2 separate regions of the Homo sapiens genome follow, and region 1 is linked to region 2. Evidence: read pairs that join two places in POLR2A ChIA-PET (ENCODE). Cell type or tissue: IMR-90. All regions are shown on one strand. Links, peaks and the distances in the headings refer to the core of each region. The heading gives the core; the rest is flanking DNA. Region 1 overlaps MAML3 (mastermind like transcriptional coactivator 3). Region 2 overlaps NAA15 (N-alpha-acetyltransferase 15, NatA auxiliary subunit).

Region 1 (5,385 bases), core at 162-5,161, 710 kb before region 2:
AAGAAATACGCAAGGAAAACACAAAAACAGATGAGACAACAGGCATTTAGACCTTATTTGTTTCTTCGTGCTGTGGCTGGTATGTAAACAAACCCTTGATTTTGTGAACTCTGTTCACATCCTGCTAACAGCTTCACTGTGGTCTGGGGGCAGATACTGGGATGCCAGAAGCATCAGAGGGGATATTCAGGGGAGCATTTCCAAATTATCACCAAATGATAGCAACAGCAGCCACAACAAGGACTATAACCCAATGTAAACCGTTATAGCTATCCTCCCCTGCCGCCCCCCGATGTTTTTAAGGTTACATTGGACTAGGGTGATGCATTGTAGGGGAAAAAAAGGTAGTATTTTAAATACTAGACCTTTGTATTTTTCCCATCGTTTGACAAAACCTTGAACACAATGTGTTCAAGTCATTTGTTAGTCCTCAAAGTAGGTTAAAGGATTCTCTTTCTTTGGAAAAGTAAGTTTTGTTTCTGGGGCCCAAAAATAGTTGCTAAAATTTTTTCCATTTTGTTTGTTTTGTTTATGAGTCGTTTCATTTTGGAGGTCAGGAAATAAATGCTGGCGTTAGGTCGTGCTTCATAGTAACGAGGTGAAAAGTGGAATATTAGGAATAAAGTGGTGGGAAAGGAGGTAATGGGGAAATCTGAGACATAAATACTCAGATACAGGAAGTTGAAGAATTTAGGAATAAATAAACCTTCAAATGGCTGATCTAGTAGTGAAAATGTATAAAGAAATACACAGCATTACTGTTGTCTTTGAGGAGCCTGCCTGATATTTAGGGTGGCAGTGTGCCAGGTTTCATACCTTCATTCCCTGTGTATACGTGCACATTAGGTTGTGCACGTGGCAACAAACCATCAAAAATAGTTGAGAAGAGTTTTGTAAACAAATAAAATATTTAAGTGATTGTAACAAGACAAGTAGGCCTGGCTGTAAAGTTGTGTCTGCCACTAAAGGGTAAATCCCTGAGTAGTCATCGGCCCTTTGCTTGTCTAGTAATTTAGATTTTCAGAAAGCGTTTGATAAAGTTTCTCTCACGTGCATATTATCAGATAATAGTAATCATTCATTCATGCATTCATCCAATAAATACTTACTGAGTGCTAAGTGATGGTGACATATTATAGATTTCAGATTTCTAGAAATAACCAGAACTGGGGAGATGGGGTTGGCCATTCTCTGCTGGCAGGAGGGTGAGTTCCATTATTCTCTCTCTCTCTCTCTCTCTCTCTCTCTCTCTCTCTCTGTGTGTGTGTGTGTGTGTGTGTGTGTGTGTGTGTGCGCGCGTGTGTGTTTCAATCTAGGGTGTTTCTTTTGCCGTTGGGCTTTTCTGTAGCCTACAGGAGTCAGTGTGTTGGGGCGAACTTAAGGCCTGGAGGAGGAGTGGAGTGGGCCAAATGCTTGTAAACTGCCTGGGAGAGAGGTAGAGAATGGCAAGTGGATCTAAAACAAAATAAAATACCCAGACCCTGCTGTTGGCAAAACATCAATTGGCCTAGTTAATACAGGGGAAACTTAGGGGAACCTTCTGGTTAGACTGAGAGGTAAAACTAAAGAATAACTGGAGTTGCCAGAAAAGTGGATGGTAGCATGATGTCATAAATTTGACAGGCAGACCTGCATGTTAGGAAAAGCACACGGTTCAGGAAAGGCTCAAGTGTCAGGTCTGAGAAGCCCAAATAGCATTTATGTGCAAACAAGGAACATATCCATCTGTATTCCTTCCTGTTTTTCTGACTACTTAAGATTCCATATTAGATGCTCCTGACCTCCCTAAATCTGGCCCAGGGCAAGAAGGGTGACTGTGCATTGGAATGGCATGCATGGGAGTGCTCATTTATTCAGAAATCATTTGCAGAGCAGCAACCATGTATTAGTTATATGTGTAAAAGTAGTGGGCATTTTCTTCCAGCACCTAAGAGGAGTGGGCAATGTGGGGAAAGATAGGGGAAATGTTTTACAGATGCCACAAAGATGAAGCTTCTTTCAGAAGGTGAGCTGTAATGTAGTGGAAAGAGACAGACAAGACCTGAGCTTTATTTGCGGTTCTTTACTTACTAGCTAGGTTCTGAGCCTTCGATTCTTTTCCATAAAATGGAGATAATAATTTCTATCCTTTTCCCTCCTAGATTTGTTGTAAACATGAAACTATTCATAGAAAGAATACAGAGTAAACTGTTAAGCACTATATACATGTTTGTATAATCAGACGATTGTTTTCAAAAAGTAGTAATAGCACACCCTGAGCGGTTAGAGTTGCTGATGAACCTTGCCTGTTTTCAGGGATTGCCTCCTTGGTGGAGCATCATGAGTCCAGTTCACTTGTAAATAGAACCTTCCCTGGTTCTTTTTGAATTTAGGGCTACTGGTACGAGCTCAGCCCCGGTGGGACCCAGGAGTTTCACAGTGGTCTCCAACTTCGGGATTTCTGACAAGCTCCTAATACAGTTTATTTAAAAAAAAAAAAAATCCTAGAGTGGTTGAGTTGCCTTCTGGGGAAAGCCTGGTGGGGGTGCGTTGGTGCCTTGGGATGAGCAGGACTTTGTGCCCGCCCCGTGTGAACTTTTACTTCCTGACAGCAATAGAGATGGACTTGCCTGTGAGGTCGGGAGCTGTATGCTGGGGACTGCAAAGGCCATGCCTTGGTATGGGCTAGTGGCCATAGTAACGACACTACTGTGGGCAGAGCTCCATGTTAGGCCCAACAGGCAACCAGGCAGGGAGGAAGGACGCTGGGAAGCAAATACAGGCAAACAGCATCTTCAGATGTGGAGGTGGTCCCAGCCAGTACTGCAGGCCCACCTTCCTCTCAGAGGCAGTCGCTGCTTTGGCCAGTGTGTCTGTGTGGTTTGTTTTAAATTAGACGAGGCCTGAAAAATGAAAGGAAAACGAGAAGAATTTCACTATGAGAACATATGGAGATGACCAGATTCGTCCCACTTGAGCCCCTGGGCAGAATAAACTTGCACTGCTAGTGGTGAACAGCAGTGTGCAATAAAACATTCTTCCCTTGAACCCTTTGACTGTGAAAGAGGCACAAGGGGAGAACGCAGCAGGAATTCTTTCTTTTCAGCTGCTTCCTACTCTGTTGCTTACATTCACTCCGCAGATCTTATTGGTCTGCTACTGTGTGTGAGAGGGAGAAAAGACTGAGTGTGTGTTTTATGGAGGAGACTGATTAGCTTTGGCCCTGTTTTTGTGTCATTGGTGGTGCTATGGATCCTATTTTATGTTTACTGCCCCTTGACATTTCTTAAAAGGAGTCTTCAAAGCAGAAGGTCCTATTCTGAAGATAGGTTTCTGGGCAGTAAAGTTGACAGGGTTTAACATCAGGAAAATAAACCTAATAGAAAAAGAAAGAAGCATAAACAACTCCAGCTACATTCCACAGTGGCCTTTGATGGGAAGAGGCCTTGTTTATGGAGATCTACGGGCAGCCTAGACGGTTCACATCCTCTGGTGTTGTGCAGTGTGAGGTCTGTTTCCTACCCTCCCCATTAGATGACCCCAGCATTTGTAGCAGCGGCTACATATTAAAGCCATTAGATAAAATCATGCCAATGAGACTTCAATGTTTACTCACAGAATTTCTCAAATTGGGGCACTGTTGACTTATTCCTCCCTCATCTATTTCTCCCTTAGCTCAGCCAATCCCAGTGCTCTCTCTTCTTCAGCCAACCAATGCCTGCATATTTAGTGAATTTTGCATTTATGTTATTGAACTTGAAAGCAACTTGCTTAATATAACCAAGGAAGTACCTAAAAAGCTTTATTTCAGTAAGCACGATATTGGTAAATAAGGAGAGTGTTGTCTTATGGTCCTTGGATATACTATTTTTCTTCTCAGTGATAAGACAGTGAGTTAATGAGGATTTTGCTTGTGGAACTTCGGGTGTAGGTTGTAGATGTGTGTTTACATTTTGTGTTCATGTACAAATGTGTATGTATATTTGTTTTTTTTTTAATGTGTTTAATCTCCTGACAAAGACATGTTATTTTCTTTTTTATACCCATACCTCTTATAAACAGAATTCCAGAGGGAAAAATCTAGGCAGAGGAAGCCTAAAATATTTTTAGCAGATAAAAAGTGATGTTGCTATAACCACAGATATTCAAACAGAAAGTAAAGTAGACGTGAGAGAATGCAATGTGGTCTATGCATTGTAACATTTTCCTTCATAGTAAGGCATGGGGGTTAGGGGGAAGAACCCACCTAACAGCTCATATATTTTGTGTTTAATGATGTGTAAATATTTGGCTATATTTAATAATTAAAACTATGGATTCCATTTTTCTATATAGACGCCTGCTCAATTCAGAATTTCTTTTTATATACAAACAAGCAAAAAGATTGAGTGGGATTTTACCTTATGTGGAATAGCACAACAGTATAAAGCCAGGTGTTGGTTTTAGTGGAATCAGTGTTTCAGGCAAAAATAGCCATCATTGCTGCCTTTTTTCATCAGTTTCTATACTAACCAGGCAGGCCTCTGCATTGGGAAAACATAAGTTGGAGTGGAAACCGAACAACGGGAAGTTTTCATATATTTTCTTACCTCCATGTTGAGTGCTTACCAACTGCAATTTTAGAGGGTAGGTTTTTTAGAGGTGCTCTGCAAACTTCCTATGGTGAAAGACCAGTTTCTTCTCCTTCTATTTCCAATCCATTTCTCACTGTTACATTTAGAAAATACAATAAAAATGTACTACTAGAAAAGTGATCATGTGCTCGAATGTTCCTTTAATTACAGATTGCTGTGGGCCTCTCACCATGCACTTTTAAATTTCTGTGCCCTGTGGGTGTGGAACATTACCGTTTAAAGGATGAGAACCAAGTCCAGACACCATGCTTTGAGTAACACCATCTTTGGGCACATTCAGACCCATGAGTAGAGCTCCTGTCTGTGATGGTTAAATGAGTGAAAAAGCCTAAAGAAGAGACATTTCAGCTGTTTGCCTTTTCTGCAGGCATTTCTGTGCTAGCTCCTTCAAGCTCCCTCTTTAGTCTTTGCCTCCCATTCTTTCTATTGTGTACCTTTGGGTTAATTACACATCTTAACTTCCCGTTTCCTGCAGATTAACCTTCACTTCAAAAATGTAAGTGATTACATGCACTTCTTTTTCCCAAAATTAACTGCCATACACTCCGTATTCATCATTCAAGGGAGTATCGTATTTTTTATTAATACATTTGAAATAAATCCAAACACCTGTCTTGCATTTTGTAAACATTTTCTCAACTCCATGTTGAGTGCTTACCAACTGCAATTTTAGAGAGTAAGTTTGTATCTTAGAGTGAATTACACCTTCTATGAGTACATACATTTTACAGGTCAGTCTGAGACATTTACATAACAATTAAGAAAATTAATA
Region 2 (5,369 bases), core at 1-5,000:
ATAAGACAGTATAAAAATGACAAGAGCTGGTCATAAAATGTCACTCAATTGTGCTAAACACTATTATTAAGTACCTTGGCCAGTTTCTCTGGAATAAGTTCTTCTTTTGGACCTCCTATCTCCTCATCATCATCATCCTTCTTCTTTTTCTGATTTCTCTGCTGCTTTTCTTTTTCTGCATTTTTTTTCTCTTCTTCTATCTGGGCTTTCTTTTGAGCTCTTCTTTGTTTATTACGTAGCTTCTTTAGCTCTTTGTCAGACATGTTTGCTGCAGGCAATAAGTTAATTAATAAAATTAACAAGCATGTTAATCAGATTAGTAATTTTAAGTATTATTTGATCCTACCAAACTTCCATTAAAAAATATTGCATGAGGCTGGGCATGGCGTCTCATGCCTATAATCCCAGCACTTTGGGAGGCCAAGGTGGGCAGATGACCTGAGGTCAGGAGTTCGAGACCAGCCTGGCCAACATGGTGAAACCCTGTCTCTACTAAAAATACAAAAATTAGCTGGGTGTGGTGGTATGCACCTGTAATCCCTGCTACTCAGGAGGCTGAGGTAGCATAATTGCTTGAACCCAGGAGGCAGAGGTTGCAGTGAACCAAGATCACACCACTACACTCCAGCCTAGGAAACAAGAGCGAAACTCTGTCTCAAAAAACAAATTTAAAAAAATATTACATGGTATGGATGTAAATGTCCCCATATGTATGTAGCCTTTTTTTTTTTTTTTTTTTTTGAGACGGAGTCTCACTCTGTCACCCATGCTGGAGTGCAGTGGCGAGATCTCAGCTTACTGCAACCTCTGCTTCCCAGGTTCAAGCAATTCTCCTGACTCAGCCTCCCAAGTAGCTGGGACTACAGGCATGTGCCACCACGTCCGGCTGATTTTTGTATTTTTAGTAGAGACGGGGTTTCACCATGTTGGTCAGGCTGGTCTCAAACTCCTGACCTCCTGATCCACCTGCCTCGGCCTCCCAAAGTGCTGGGATTACAGGCGTGAGTCACCGCACCCAGCAGTACCTAGCCTTTTAATGGTTCAACATCAGATAGCAAACAACGGAACCACTTCAGAAAACTTTCTTGAAACCATATGGGATATGCATGTAAACAAATGATCACAGCAAAACATACAAGTTAAACAGCAATATTAAACTATTTGCAATCTATGAATATAACAAGCTGTTGCATATCTCTATGGCTTCAGAGGACTATGCTCGCTTAGTTATGCCTTCTCTAACCTGGCCAAACAATTATTCATTCTGTCTGTGCTGCCACTATGGCTAATATATTTTGCTTGACACAATAGTTTGTTTATACAGCTGTCTCTCTTTTAAGCTATGAGCTCTTTGGTAAAGGAGATCCTGTCTAATTTGTAACCTTATTTTCAGGGCCTAGCAGCATGCCAAAACAGACAGACAACACTCAAATATTTGTTAACACAATAAATGAATAACTCTATAGTAAATTAAAAATTTAATATTGAAAATTAACAATATCCCTAGAAGTATAAACTATTGACTGTCTCAAAAGACTGGAAATCACTGACAAATATGCTATAATATAGTGAAATATTTATATTGTTTTGATTTCAAGGAACAAATTTGAAAGCTAAAGGCTCATCCAGTATTTATTTGGATAACATCTGTTAATATAGAGAAATGAAAAAAGTCATTCCAAAATACACTACCACTGTGGTGATTTCAAAATATGCCCACAAGTTCTTCCTTTAAAAAGGCAGGACCCCCCTCCACCCCCGCCACCTCAAACGTGGGCTATATTTAGTGACTCATGTGTAAGGAGTAACATGTACTATACACCAAGGTATGTAACATTAATATTAGGACATAAATGGACTATAGGTTCCTCCTTGCTTTCTCTTGGATCATTCAGAGGAAACCAGCTCCTGTCTTATGAGGAAACTCAATCTTATGGAAAGACCAATGTATGGCCAAGAACTGATGCCTCTGGCCATGAGAGTAAGCCATCATGGAAGGAGATCCTCCAAGCCAAGCTGATCCTTCAGATGCTCCAGCTGGCAACTTTTTAAATTTTAAAATATAAATAGAGACAGGGTCTCACTATGTTGACGAGGCTGGTCTCGAACTCCTAGACTCAAGCAACCACCCGCCTCAGCTTCCCAAAGCATTAGGACTACAGGCATGAACCACCGTGCCCAGCCAACATCTTGACTTCAGCTGCCTGAGAGACCCAGAGTCTTCAGAAACATACAGCTAAGTGACTTCTGAATTCTTGACACATAGTAACAGTCAGATAATAAACGGTTGCTATTTAAAGCTGCTATGTTTTTGAGTAATTTGTTTTGCAGCAATAGATAAACAACATAGATTTTGGTACCTGGACATGAGATACTGCTGTAACAAAAACCTAAAATGTGGGAATAACTTTGGAGCCAGGGAGTTGCAAAAGGTGGACAGACTTTGAGTAGGGCTTTAGTGGAAGTTTGAAGAGCCTTGGACTATTCATAGAAGTCTAGACTTTGAGGAGGCTGCAGATGAGCCCTTAAAATGAAGTGAAGGATATGTAATAGCCACAGAGTAGCAGAAAGTTTAGCAACAGTGTTATAAAATGTGTCAAATGGACTCAGTGAGCTAACTAACTAACTGAAGGGATTTTCAGGCAAAGTGCCCAGGAAAAATGTAAGAGGACAAAGAAACTAAAGAAAAGAGACAGGGGCTTGATGGTTTTGAAAACTCTCAGTCTCTCCAGAAATGGCTTGCTGGGCAAAGATCAAAAAATATGTCAAGAGGGAAGGCAAAGGGGCTTGGCATTACAATCTTTTGTTACTCAGAATATGGTGGTGCCTCACTATTTAGTCTGAAGAAAGGCTCTCTAAAAAATTTAAGAGTATGACTCACAGATTCTCTCAAACAATAAAACTTCTAAGAACTTAAGGGTGTTCTCCCCTCCATAGAAGCTCAAGTATACGTGGATTCCAATAAGACTCACAAAAGATTCATGATGTTTATTCTATGGGCAGAAATAGTAAATCTGGAAGGAAAAGAATGACAGCACAAAATGAAAAGAGGTCTTTAGACTCTCAATATTTTACTGGTCAGAATACTGAAAAACTACTCAGTTGCAAACAACTGTTAACTTCCAAAAGAAAAAAAGGGTAATTCAGAAAGTGGAACCAGGAACTCAGAGGGCAGGGCCAAGAGCCACAGAAAATTATTCCAGTCTTGGGTCCTCATCAAAGAACTATTAAGCCATGCCCCACTGGACTTGAGGATGGACGTGGTAACTCCTGTGTGTCTCCTAATAATGTCTACAGTGGTCATCCTATGCCTGTCTCATTTTATATTGGGTGTGTAGTTGATAAATAACTTGTAATTTTAGTTAACAGGATTTCATATTAAAAGAACTATAATTGAAATGTCACACTTAAGGTTAAAAATAAAAATAAAAAACTATACTCAAGGAGCTGCTTCAGCACCTGTACCTGATTTACATGACAAGATTCTGAACTTTAAGCTAATGTTACAATGGGATAGACTTCTGAAGGCCTTGAAATGGCTAACTATATTTTGCATATAAGAATAATGTAAGCTGGGCGTGGTGGCTCATGCCTGTAATCCCAGCACTTTGGGAGGCCAAGGCAAGAGGATCACTTCAGCTCAGGACTTTGAGAACAGCCTGGGCAACATAGCAAGACCCCACCTCTACAAAGGATTTTTAAATTAGTTGGGCATGGTGGCATGTGCCTGTAGTCCTACCTACGTGGCAGGCTGAGGTTGGGGGACTGGCTGAGCCCAGGAGTTTGAGGCTGCAATGAGCTATGACTGAGTCTCTGCACTCCAGCCTGGAAGACAGAGTGAGACCCTGTCTCAAAAATTTAAAAAAAAAAAAAAACCCAAAAATGATAATGTAAATAATTTGTAACCAAAATGCAGACCACGGCAGTTAAACTTATGTCTACAAATTCTTCAATTCTCCTCCCCTCAAATATAGGTTGTGCTTGGTGACTCTTTTCTGACCAATTAGAATGTGAAGGAAGTAATGGTGTGATGTCAGGAGAACAGAACATTAAAAAGGTGTTGCAGCTTCTTCCTTTCTCTGTCATCATTAGCTACCATGTCTTCAGAAACTTTAGAAACTATGGAGAGACTAAGAACTAAGGTCTCATGCCAACAGCCAGGTTGAGTAAGCCATCTAGGAAATGGATCCCTTCAGTCCTAGCCAAGCCTTCCAATGATGGCATGCCCATCCAAAATCTCAACTACAACTTCCTAAGAGACCCTGAGTCAGAGTCACTTAGACACTTCTGAATTCCTGACCCAAAAAAAGGGTTATTTTAAGCTGCTAAATTTAGGGATTAATTTATGATGCAGCAATAGATAACATAAAGCCAATGAAAACAAATGCATTATTTGTTTATCTTTCTCCTAGTGAAGAATCTCTTAATACTAAAAACAAAACGCAAAAAAAAAAAAAAATTCTAATAGAGACCAAAAAATTACATTCTGGAAACACAAAACTATAAATGGATGGCAACATAAGCACTGACCTTTTTAACAACTGGTAACATAAATGCTACCACTTGTAGCCTTGCTACATGATAGATATAATGCATACCTTATATTTTTTCTCTCTTTCTTTTTTTCTTTGAAACAGGGTCTCACTCTGTCGTCCAGGCTGGAGTGTAGTGGCAAACATGGTTCACTGCAGCTCTGACTTCCAGGGCTCAAAAGATCCTTCCACTCCTGCCTCCTGAGTAGCTAGAACTACAGGTGCTCACCACCATGCCTATTTTGTTTGGTTGGTTGGGGTTTTTTTTGTATTTGTAGAGACAGTTTCACCATGTTGCCCAGGCTGGTCTCGGACTCCTGGACTCAAACGATCCACCTGCCTTGGCCTCCAAAAGTGCTGGGATTACAGGTGTGTGCCACTGCACCCAGCCCATACCCCATACATTGTATTTCATTTGATGTCCTCAACAACCTCACGAATTAGAGTATAATATTATTTTATATACGAGAAAACTGAGGTTTCAGAGGAAAATAACTCAGAGTCATGGTAAAAGGCAGAGCAAGGATGTAAATCTACTTCACTTGGACTCCAAAGTCTAGGCTTCTTCTATGCTATACTAAACTCCAGATGATTAAAAAGACAAATGTAGGCCGCATGTGGTGGCTCACACCTGTAATCCCAGCACTTTGGGAGGCCAAGGTGGGTGGATCACCTGAGGTCAGGCGTTCGAGACCAGCCCGACCAACATGGAGAAACCCCGTCTCTACTAAAAATACAAAAATTAGCCAGAAGTGGTGGCAGGCGCCTGTAATCCCAGCTACTTGGGAGGCTGAGGCAGGACAATTGCTTGAAACCAGGAGGCAGAGGTTGCGGTGA

The links. Peaks named below come from ENCODE experiments on the same cell type or tissue, not always from the same donor. Only the 100,000 strongest peaks of a DNase experiment are listed, where the experiment ranks them.
Region 1: POLR2A ChIA-PET joins it to region 2 with 6 read pairs; 1 of 35 experiments calls an interaction of 5 or more read pairs at or near these places.

The regions. Positions count from the first base shown.
Region 1 is chr4:140,079,841-140,085,225 of GRCh38, reverse strand. The region is part of intron 1 of MAML3 (mastermind like transcriptional coactivator 3); the gene reads left to right. Among named protein-coding and RNA genes, the nearest start is that of MAML3-AS1, 45 kb to the left of the region's middle. In IMR-90, for the core only: no CTCF peak of the experiment used is centred there; no DNase peak of the experiment used is centred there; H3K4me3 peaks cover 203 bases; H3K27ac peaks cover 2,339 bases.
Region 2 is chr4:139,365,110-139,370,478 of GRCh38, reverse strand. NAA15 (N-alpha-acetyltransferase 15, NatA auxiliary subunit) reads right to left here. Exons shown (of 20, transcript NM_057175.5): 15 at 75-268. Among named protein-coding and RNA genes, the nearest start is that of NDUFC1, 65 kb to the right of the region's middle. In IMR-90, for the core only: no CTCF peak of the experiment used is centred there; a DNase peak (open chromatin) is centred at 2,928; H3K27ac peaks cover 178 bases.